Linked DNA regions of Homo sapiens: region 1 is linked to region 2. A link is a loop called in an ENCODE intact Hi-C map of the cell type or tissue named here. Cell type or tissue: Caco-2. All regions are shown on one strand. Each heading gives the region's core, and the rest is flanking DNA. Links, peaks and the distances in the headings are about the cores only.

Region 1 (5,379 bases), core at 211-5,210, 290 kb before region 2:
GTGAGCCATAATCTTGTCTATGCACTTCAGCCTGGGTGACAGAGTGAGACCCTGTCTCCAAAAAAAAAAAAAAAAAGCAAAGGATATGAATAGACAATATTGTGTAACCATCACCACTACATAATTACAAAATATTTCCATTAACCCAGAAGGAAATCTTGTCCTTTCAAATTTCACCACCCCAATCTCGGGCAGCCATTAATTTATTTCCTGTCTCTATGAATTTGCCTATTCTGAATTTGTCATGTAAATGGAATCACACTCAAAGAAAAGAAAAGCTGGTTGTTTGAAAAGATTAATAAAATTGATAAACCTTTAACTAGACTGATGAAGAAAAATAGAAGACTCAAGTTTCCCAAGTCAGAAATGCAAGCAGGGATAGTACTAACAACCTTACATAAATAAAAAGATTATAAAAGAATACTATGAAAATTGCATGCCAACAAATTAGATAACCTGGATGAAATTATCAACTTCACTGAAACAAACTACCAAAATGTACTCAAGAGGAAACAGAAAATGTGAATATCCCTGTACAGAGTAAAGAGACTGAGTCACAAATCAGCTTTCCCACAAAGCACTGCAGCTACGTGGGAGGCTAATGTGTGAGGATCACTTTAGATCAGGAATTTAAGGCCAAAGTGCCCTACGATTGCTCCCGTGAATAGCCACTGCACTCCATCCAACCTGGGTGACGTGGCAAGACCCTATTCTCTAAAAATAAATAAATAAATAAAAATAAAGTTTAGGAAAAATTTGGCTGTGGTAGGGCGTAGTGGCTCATACCTGTAATCCCAGCACTTTGGGAGGCCGATGTGGGTGGATCACTTGAGGTCAGGAGTTGGAGACCAGCCTGACCAACATGGTGAAACCCCGCCTCTACTAAAAATACAAAACTTAGCCAGGTGTATTGGCACACACCTGTAATCCCAGCTTTGCGGGAGGCTGAGGCAGGAGAATCATTTGAACCCGGGAGGCAGAGGTTGCAGTGAGCTGAGATCACACCACTGCACTGCAGCCTGGGCAACAAAACAAGAACCTGTCTCAAAAAAAAAGAAAAGAAAAAAGTATTTTCCACAAAGAAAGCCCAGTACCAGATGGCTTCACTAATTCTACCAAACATTTATAAAAGAATTAACACCAGCTGGGTGTGGCAGCACATGCCTGTCATCTCAGCACTTTGGAAGGGAGAGGATCACTTGAGGTCAAGAGTATGAGACCAGCCTGGGCAACACAGCAAGACACTATCTCTACAAAACACTCAAAATTAGCTAGGCTTGGTGGCAAACACCTGTACTCCCAGCTACACAACAGGCTGAGATGGGAAGACAGCTTGAGCCCAAGACTTCAAGGCTGAAGGGAGGTATGATTGCACCACTGCACTCCAGCTTGGGCTACAGTGAGACTCTGTCTCTTCAATTAGCTGAGTGTGATGGTGCACCCTAAGTTCTCAGGAAGCTGAGGCAAGAGGACTGCTTAAGCCCACTAGGTCAAGGTGGCAGTGAGCCATAATCGCACTATCGCACTCCAACCTGGGTAACAGAGCCAGGCCTTCTCTCTCTCTCTCAAAAAAAAAAAGAATTAATTCCAATCCTTCTCAAACTCCTCCAAAACACAGAAGAGGATAGAACACTTCCCACACTTCCCAATTCATTTTATAAGGCCAGGATTACCTTGTATATATAAGAATACATGGTTGGGGCTGGGCTCAGTGGCTTCCACCTGTAATCCCAGCACTTTGGGACACCAAGGTGGCTGGATCACCTGAGGTCAGGAGTTTTGAGACCAGCCTGGTCAACATGGTGAAACCCCAACTCTACTAAAGATACAAAAGTAGCCGGGTGTGGTGGCACATGCCTGTAGTCCCAGCTACTCGGGAGTTTGAGACAGGAGAATCACTTGAACCCAGGAGGCGGAGGCTGCAATAAGCTGAGAGCTTGCCACTGCACTCCAGCCTGGGCAAAACAGAGCAAGACTCCGTCTCAAAAAAAGAAGAAATACATATTCGATCTTTGCTCCACAGTTCCTGACACAGAGCTCCTAAAATCCTTGTAAATTCCTGAGTGATAGGGCACTAGCAGCATCTTTTGTTCTAATATGTGCTCTTTGGACCTGGTTCCTGACACAGAGCTCCTAAATTCCTTGCAATTTCCTGAGCAATGGGGTAACATGCGTGTCTACACAGAGCTCTTAAATCCCGTGGAATTTCCTGGGTGATAGAAGCCTCTTTTGTTCTAATGAGGCAACTCTTGGTGGGCTCCTGGAATCTTCAGAATGAGAACTGGTCACCAGGAAGACCAAGCCATGATTACATGCCTAGAGCCTGGAACTTTCAGCCCCATCCACTTCCTCCAGAGAGCGAAGAGAGTCTGGAGACTGGGTTAACAATCAATCATGCCTACATGATGAAACCTCCATTAAAAAAAAATCCCTAAACTGGCTGGGCATGGTAGCTCATGACTGTAATCCCAGTACTTTGGGAGGCTGAGGCAGGAGGACCGCTTGAGCCTAGGAATGCAAGAACAGCCTGGGCAACAGAGAGAGACCCCATTTCTATAAAATAATAATAATAATAATCCCTAAACTAGGATTTAGACAGCTTCTGAGTTGGTGAATGCATTCATGTGCTGGGGGACAGAAGCGCCTGCACTTGGGACTCTTCCAGATCTTGTTTACCCAGCGTACCTCTTCATCTGGCTGCTCGTTTATAACCTCCATAATAAAGCTGAAACAGAAGTAAAGTGTTTCCCTGAGTTTTGTGAGCCAATACAGTAGGTTATTGAACCTAAGAAGGAAGTTGTGAGAACCCCCAATTTGTAGTCAAGTCAGACAGAAGTGTGGGGACCCTTGGAACCCAATACTTGCAACTGATGTCTAAAGTGGGAAGGCAGTCTTGTGGGTCTGAGTCTTTAATTTGTGGGACTGTGGTAACTCTAGGTAGTAAGTGTCAGAATCAAATTAAATTTTAATACACCCACTTGGTGTGTGCAGAGAAATGGAAAATTGCTTGGTGTGGAAAAACCACAAATTTGGTGTCAGAGTATTCTGTGGATAGAAGGAACAAATTTTCATTTACTTTAATACTGAAACCATTTAATTAATTAATTTTTTTTTTGAGACAGAGTTTTACTCTTATTGCTCAGGCTGGAATGCAATGGCGCGATCTCAGCCTACTGCAATCTCCGCCTCCTGGGTTCAAGCGATTCTCCTGCCTCAGCCTCCCAAGTAGCTGGGATTACAGGCACGCACCAGCACGCCTGGCTAATTTTGTATTTTTAGTAGAGACAGGGTTTCACCATGTTGGCATGTTGGCCAGGCTGGTCTCGAACTCCTGACCTCAGGTGATCCATCCGCCTTGGCCTCCCAAAGTGCTAGGATTACAGGAGTGAGCCACCAAAACCATTTAAAAGATATCACAAGAAAAAAACTTTCAACAATGTACTAGCAAACTATGATATATAGCGCCTCTCCAGTGCCTCTCACTCCAGCCTGGGTGACAGAGTGAGGCCTCATCTCTAAAAAACAAACAAACAAAAACCTAGCAAACTGAATTCAGCAACATATGAAAGACATTATATACTATGAACAAATGGGACGGGATAGGGGCTAGCCATGCCAGAAGGACCTATTGTGAGATTAGAGGGTAGGGGCTTTATGCCACGTAGTTTCAGCCCAACCTCCAGGGACAGGATAGGAACTAGAGAGTGAGTTGTTTGTTTTGAAAGAGGGTCTCACTTTGTTCCCCAGGCTGGAGTGCAGTGGCACAACCATGGCTCACTGGAGCCTCCACCTCCTGGGCTCAAGTGATCCTCCCGCCTCAGTCCCCCAAGTAACCAGGACTACAGTTGCATGTCACCAAACCCAGCTAATTTTTTTATTTTTTGTAGAGACAGGTTTCAACATGTTGCCCAGGCTAGTCTTGAATTCCTGAGCTCAAGCGATTCACCCACCTCGGCCTCCCAAAGTGCTGGGATTACAGGCATGAGCCACTGTGCCTAGTCAAGAGTGAGTTCTATCACAAAACAAATACCCTAATAAAAACTGTTATGTTGGCTGGGCATAGTGGCTCATGCCTGTAATCCCAGCACTTTGGGAGGCCAAGGCGGGTGGATCACTTGAGGTCAGGAGTTCCAGACCAGCCTGGCCAACATGGTGAAACCCTGTCTCTACTAAAAATACAAAAATTAGCCGGGCATGGTGGTGCGCACCTGTAATCCCAGGTACACAGGAGGCTGAGGCAGGAGAATTGCTTAAACCTGAAGGCGGAGGTTGCAGTGAGCCAAGAGCACGCTACTGCACTCCAGTGTGTGCAACAGGGTGAGACTTCATCTCAAAAAAAAGCTGTTATGCATGGCCAAGTGTGGTGGCTCACACCTATAATCCTAGCGCTTTGGGAGGCCAAGGCAGGAGGATCATTTGAAGCCAGAAATTCAAGATCAGCCTGAGCAACATAGTGAGACCCCATCTCTAGAAAAATATAACTAAATTAACTGGGCATGGTAACATGTGCCTGTAGTCCCCCCTACTTGGCAGGAGGATCGCTTGAGCCCAGGAGCTCAGGGCTGCAGTGGGCCATGTTGCACCACTGTACTGCAGCCTGGGCAACAGAGCAACACCCTGCCTGAAAAGAGAAACAAAAAACTGTCATACTGAGCAGTTTCCTGACTGGTGAACACAATGATGTGCTGGGAAGGTGACATGCCCTGATTCTACAGGGAGAGTGCACAGAAGCTCTGCATCCAGGACCCTTCCAGACCTTGCCCTATGGGTCTTTTCATCTGGCTGGTCTTATGTTGTATCCTTTATAATAAAGCCATAACTGTAAATAAAGCACTTTCTTGAGTTCTGTGAGTCATTCCGGTGAATTACAGAACCTGAGGTGGGTTATGGGAAATCCTCAGATTTGTAGCCTGTCGGGTAGAAGGGCAGGTAGCATGGGGACCCCACCTATAGCTGGCATGTGAAATGGGGACAGTCTTGTTGGTGACATTCTACCTTGTAAAATGATGGAACCATCCTTCACTAAATAAATGGCATGAGACCAGCCTTTACTTATAGCTCAAATAATATTACAGGTCTATATAAGCACATGGTGTCTAATAGTTGGAGAGCCAGCCACGGTGGCTCACGCCTGTAATCCCAGAACTTTGGGAGGCCAAAGTGGGTGGATCACTTGAGCCCAGAAGTTTAAGACCAGCCTGGGAAACACAGTGAGACTCCATCTCTAGAAAAAAAAAATTAGCTGAGTATGGTGACACGTTCCTGTGGTCCCAGCTACTCAAGAGGCTGAGGTGGAAGGATAGCTTGAGCTCAGGTCAAGGCTGCAGTAAGCCGTGATTCCACCACTATACTCCAGCCGGGGTAACAGAGCAAGACCTT
Region 2 (5,379 bases), core at 261-5,260:
TCTCCTGACCTCATGATCTGCCCACCTTGGCCTCCCAAAGTGCTAGGATTACAGGCGTGAGCCACTGCACCCGGCTGTTTGTTTTGTTTTTTTGAGACGGAGTGTCACTCTTGTTGCCTATGCTGGAGTGCAATGGTGCGATCTTGGCTCACCACAATCTCTACCTCCTGGGTTCAAGTGATTCTCCTGCCTCAGCCTCCCGAGTAGCTGGGATTACAGGCATGCGCCACCACGCCTGGCTACTTTTGTATTTTAGTAGAGATGGGGTTTCTCCATGTTGGTCAGGCTGGTCTCGAACTCCTGAACTCAAGTGATCCACCTGCCTCGGCCTCCCAAAGTGCTGGGATTACAGGTGTGAGCCACCACGCTTGGCCCAGATCTATGATGTGCAAATATTTTCTTCCATTCTGTAAGCTGCGTTTTCACTCTGCTTCCTTTGATGTACAGGAGTTTTAAAGTTTGATGTATTCCCGGCCGGGCGCAGTGGCTCACACTCCTAGCACTTTGGGAGGCTGAGGCAGGCGGATTGCCTGAGCTCAGGAGGTCGGGACCAGCCTGGGCAACATGGTGAAACACCGTCTCTACTAAAATACAAAAAATTAGCCGGGCGTGGTGGCGGGCGCCTGTATTCCCAGCTATTCAGGAGGCTGAGGCTGGAGAATCACTTGAACCCAGGAGGTGGAGGTTGCAGTGAGCCGAGATCATGCCACTGCACTCCAACCTGGGTGACAGAGCAAGACTCCATCTCCAAAAAAAAAAAAAAGTTTGATGTAGTCCCATTTGTCTAGTGTTGCTTTTGTTACCTATATTTTTGGTGTCATATCCAAGAAATCATTGCAAAATCCAGTGTTCTGAAGCTGTTTTCTTTTCTTTTCCTTTTTTTTTTTTTTTTTTTTTTTTTTGAGACAGGGTCTCAGTGTCGCCCAGGCTGGAGTGCAATGGCACAATCTTGGCTGACTACAACATCCGCCTCCTGGGTTCAAGTGATTCTCCCACCTCAGGTTCCCAAGTAGTTGCGATTATAGGCGTGAGACATCACACCAGTTAATTTTTTTGTATTTTTAGTAGAGACAGGGTTTCGCCATGTTGGCCAGGCTGGTCTCAAACTCCTGGCCTCAAGTGATCCACCTGCCTCGGCCCCCCAAAGTGCTGGGATTACAGGCATGAGCCGCCACGCCTGGCCTGAAGTTGTATTTTCTTCTAGGAGTTTTAGATCTTATAGTTAGGCCTTTAATCCATTTTGAGTTGGTTTTTTTTTTTTTTTTTTTTTTTTTCTGAGACAGAGTCTTACTCTGTCACCCAAGCTGGAGTGCAGTGGCGCAGTCTCGGTTCACTGCAACCTCCACTTCCCGGGTTCAAGCAATTCTCCTGCCTCAGCCTCCCAAGTAGCTGAGATTACAGGTGCCTACCACCATGCCTGGTTAATTTTTGAATTTTTAATAGAGACAGGGTTTCACCATGTTGGCCAGGCTGATCACGAACTCCTGACCTCAGGTGATGCACCCACCTTGGCCTCCCAAAGTGCTGGGATTACAGGTGTGAGCCACCATGCCTGACCATTTTAATTTTTGTACGTGGTATAAGGTAAGGTTCCAACTTCATCTTTTGCATGTGGATATTCAGTTTTCCCAACACAGACTATCCTTTCCCCCGTGTATAGTCTTGGCACTCTTGATGAAGATCACTTGGCCATATACACAATGGTTTATTTCTAGGCTCTCTATTCTGTACCATTGGGTCTATCTATGTGTGTATGCCAGTACCATATCATCTTTTTTTTTTTTTTTTTTTTTTTTTTTGAGATGGAGTCTTGCTCTGTTGCCCAGGCTGGAGTGCAGTGGCACGATCTCGGCTCACTGCAACCTCCACCTCCCGGGTTCAAGCGATTCTCCTGCCTCAGCCTCCCAAGTAGCTGGGACTACAGGTGCATGCCACCACACCCGGCTAATTTTTTTGTATTTTTAATAGAGGTGGGGTTTCACCGTGTTAGTGAGGATGGTCTCGATCTCCTGACCTGGTGATCTGCTGAGTCTGTCCCGCAGACTCTGGCTGAGCAATGGATGAAAGAAGTACACTGACACAGGTGTTTTGCCTGACAGCGCAGCTAGGGCTCAGCACCACTGACGAGAGAGTGCAGCAGCCACCGAGAGAGTGCAGTCCCAATAAGCTGGCCCTGCTCGCATTTATGTAGTACATATTTAATGACAAAGGGTTGAAGCAAACACAGTTTGTGGGTAATAAACATTGTTGACCCCCCAGGTAGAGAGCAGTCCTGTGCTCGAATGATCAAAGGTTGGTTTCTGGAGACAGAAGTAAACAAATTTATCTAGATAAGTTTCTTTACATTCCCTTGTTATCTGCCCTTTGCTCTCAGGCTCCGGATAAGAAAATTTGACTGCCTTCAGCCATAATTCCCTTCCGAAGCTTTTGGAAAACCTCCCGGCCTTCCAAGAAGGTTTGCGTCTTTCCCTATAACTTTTTCTTACAACTTTTCCCACCACCCTGACAGAACTCCTACAGTGATCCACCCGCCTCAGCCTCCCAAATTGCTAGGATTACAGGTGTGAGCCACCACACCCAGCCCCGCCCCGCCCTTTTTTTTTTTTGAGTCAGTCTTACTCTTTGGTGCAGGCTGGAGTCCAGTGGCATGATCATGGCTCACTGCAGCCTCAACCTCCTGGGCTCAAGAGATCCTCCCACCTCAGCCTCCTAAGTAGCTGGGGCTACAGGCCTACACCACCCCAGCTGCCTAATTTTTTTTTTTTTTTTTTTGAGACAGAGTCTTGCTTTATCGCCCAGGAAGGAGTGCAGTGGCGCGATCTCGGCTCACTGCAAGCTCTGCCTCCCAAGCTCACACCATTCTCCTGCCTCAGCCTCCCAAAGTGCTGGGATTACAGGTGTGAGCTACCACACCCGGCCTTCAGCTGGCTAATTTTTTAAATTTTTTGTAGAGATGGAGCCTCACTATGTTGTCCAGAATGGTCTTGAGCTCCTGGGCTCAAGCAATCCTTCCACCTCGGCCTCCCAAAGCATTGGGATTACAGGTGTGAGCCACTGTGCTAGCCTTATATATACACTCTGATGCTAATCTTTTGTTAAATATATGGCAGATATCTTTTCCAACTATTCTGCTTGCCTTTGAATGTTATTTATGGAGTCTGGGGTGGTTGTCATAAAGTGTAAACTATTGGTTTAGTAAAATGTATCAATCTTTTTCTTTGTTGTCTATGTTTTTAATATTATTAAGAAGCCTTGTTTTTTCTAAGACCATAAAGATATGCTCAGATATTTTCTTCCCAAGTTTTAGCTTTGCATGTTTAATCCATTCGAATTTTTGTTTTTGTGTTGAGTGTGAGGAATATTACACGTGAAAACTGGCCGAACATCATTTATTATTAAAGTCCATCTTTTCCCTACTAGTATTTAATGCCTCCTTTAATACACATCACGTTCTCACAAATGCCATGGTCTATTTCTGAAATCTACTTTGTTCCACAGTTCTCTTTACCAATTACTATACCCATATCATACAATCTAATAACCATAGTGTTGAATTGTTCTTTAATATCTGATAGGGTGTATCATCTACTTTTTTTCAAAGCTAATACATGTTAGCAATTATTATTATTACTATTCGTACACCTTTAGACTTCCTTATGATTTTAAAATCACCTTGTCAAGTTATTTGAAAAATCTCATTAGGGTATTGATTAGAATTTCATTAAATTTATAGACTCCTATGGAAAGAACTGATATATTTAAAATGCTGAGTCTTCTGATCTATGAACATGGTATATATTTATGCATTTATTCAAATTTCCTTTTATATCCCTCAATAAACCATTAGCATTTTCTCTACAAAATTCTTGAACATTTTCACTAGTATGTCTCTAGATATTTATAGTTTTTGTTACTGTTGCAAATATCTTTATATTCTATTACTTTTCTAATTGGTTAATTAGAATGCTGCTCTTGTAGTCAGCAATTTTGCTACACTTTCCTATTAGTTCCAATAGTTTTCCACTTGATTCTGTTGGGTTTCCCCATATCCTTGGCAACCTTTGCCTGTTGTCTGTTGCCATTGCCGAACTTTAATTTTTGCCAGTCTTCTAGTAGAAATGTTATTTCACTATGGTTTTGCTTTTCCTTTATTATTAGCAAAGCTGAATATATTTTCATATTTATTGATTCTTCTATAGTTTCCTCTTCCATGAATGAATTGGTTGTTCATCTTTTACCCATTTTTTAAAAATGTTTTAATTTTTTTTGAAGAGATGGGATTTCACCATGTTGCCTCAGCTGGTCTCGAACTCCTGGGCTCAAACAATTCAACCGCCTTGGTCTCCCAAAGTGTTGGGATTACAGGCATCAGCCACCACACCCAGCCAATCTTTTTCTTTATGGTTTATAGTGTGTCTTTAAAAATTCTTTCTGGCTGGGCCTGGTGGCTCACGCTTGTAACCCCAGCACTTTGGGAGGACAAGGCAGGTGGATCACTTCAGGTCAGGAGTTTGAAACCAACCTGGCCAACATGGTGAAACTCTGTCTCTACTAAAAATACAAAAATTACCTGGGCGTGGGGACTTGTGTTGGTAATCCCAGCAACTTGGGAGGCTGAGGCAGAAGAATTGCTTGAACCTGGGAGGTGGAGGTTGCAGTGAGCTGAGATCGCGCCACTGCACTCCAGTCTGGCCGACAGAGTGAGACTCTGTCTCAAAGAAAAAATGGCAAAGAATATCAACACAGTACTCAGGAGAGAAAACACAAATGGCTACGCTGAGCACAGTGGCTCACACCTGTAATCCCAGCACTTTGGAAGGTGAGGTGAAAGGATCGCTTGAGCCCAGGAGTTCAAGACCAACCTCAGCAATCTAATAAACCATTTCTATTTAAAAAATAATGAAAATAGGGTCAGGTATGGTAGCTCATGCCTGTAATCCCAGCACTTTGGGAGGCCAAGGCAAGTGGATCACTGGAGGTCAGGAGTTCAAGACCAGCCTAAGCAACATGGTGAAACCCTGTCCCTACTAAAAATACAAAAATGAGCTGGGCGTGATGGTGCACACCTGTAGTTCCAGCTACTCAGGTGGCTAAGGCAGGAGAATCTTTTGAATCTGGGAGGTGGAGGTTGCAGTGTGCCGTGATCGTGCCACTGCACTCCAGCCTGGGTGAGGAGCAAGACTCCGTCTCAATCAATCAATCAAATACAAATGGCTTTTAAACATATAAGAAGTTTCTAACCTCTCTCATAAGAGAAATACAAATGAAGATAACAGATGTCACTGGCAAAGCTTGATGACACAGTAAATTGGCAAATGTGTGAATAGGCATCCTTATACATTGCCTGTGAAACAAACTGATGCAACTTCTATCACCAAT

What was found. A loop is a pair of places that touch in the nucleus more often than their neighbours do. Peaks named below come from ENCODE experiments on the same cell type or tissue, not always from the same donor. Only the 100,000 strongest peaks of a DNase experiment are listed, where the experiment ranks them.
Region 1: a loop joins it to region 2, with 9 times the contacts of the local background. A loop is called at or near these places in 1 of 110 quality-filtered maps.

The regions. Positions count from the first base shown.
Region 1 is chr11:77,799,446-77,804,824 of GRCh38, forward strand. All of the region lies in intron 1 of RSF1 (remodeling and spacing factor 1), which reads right to left. Among named protein-coding and RNA genes, the nearest start is that of RSF1, 19 kb to the right of the region's middle. In Caco-2, for the core only: no CTCF peak of the experiment used is centred there; DNase peaks (open chromatin) are centred at 1,389 and 2,216.
Region 2 is chr11:78,088,499-78,093,877 of GRCh38, forward strand. No RefSeq gene overlaps it. Among named protein-coding and RNA genes, the nearest start is that of NDUFC2-KCTD14, 11 kb to the left of the region's middle. In Caco-2, for the core only: no CTCF peak of the experiment used is centred there; a DNase peak (open chromatin) is centred at 2,223.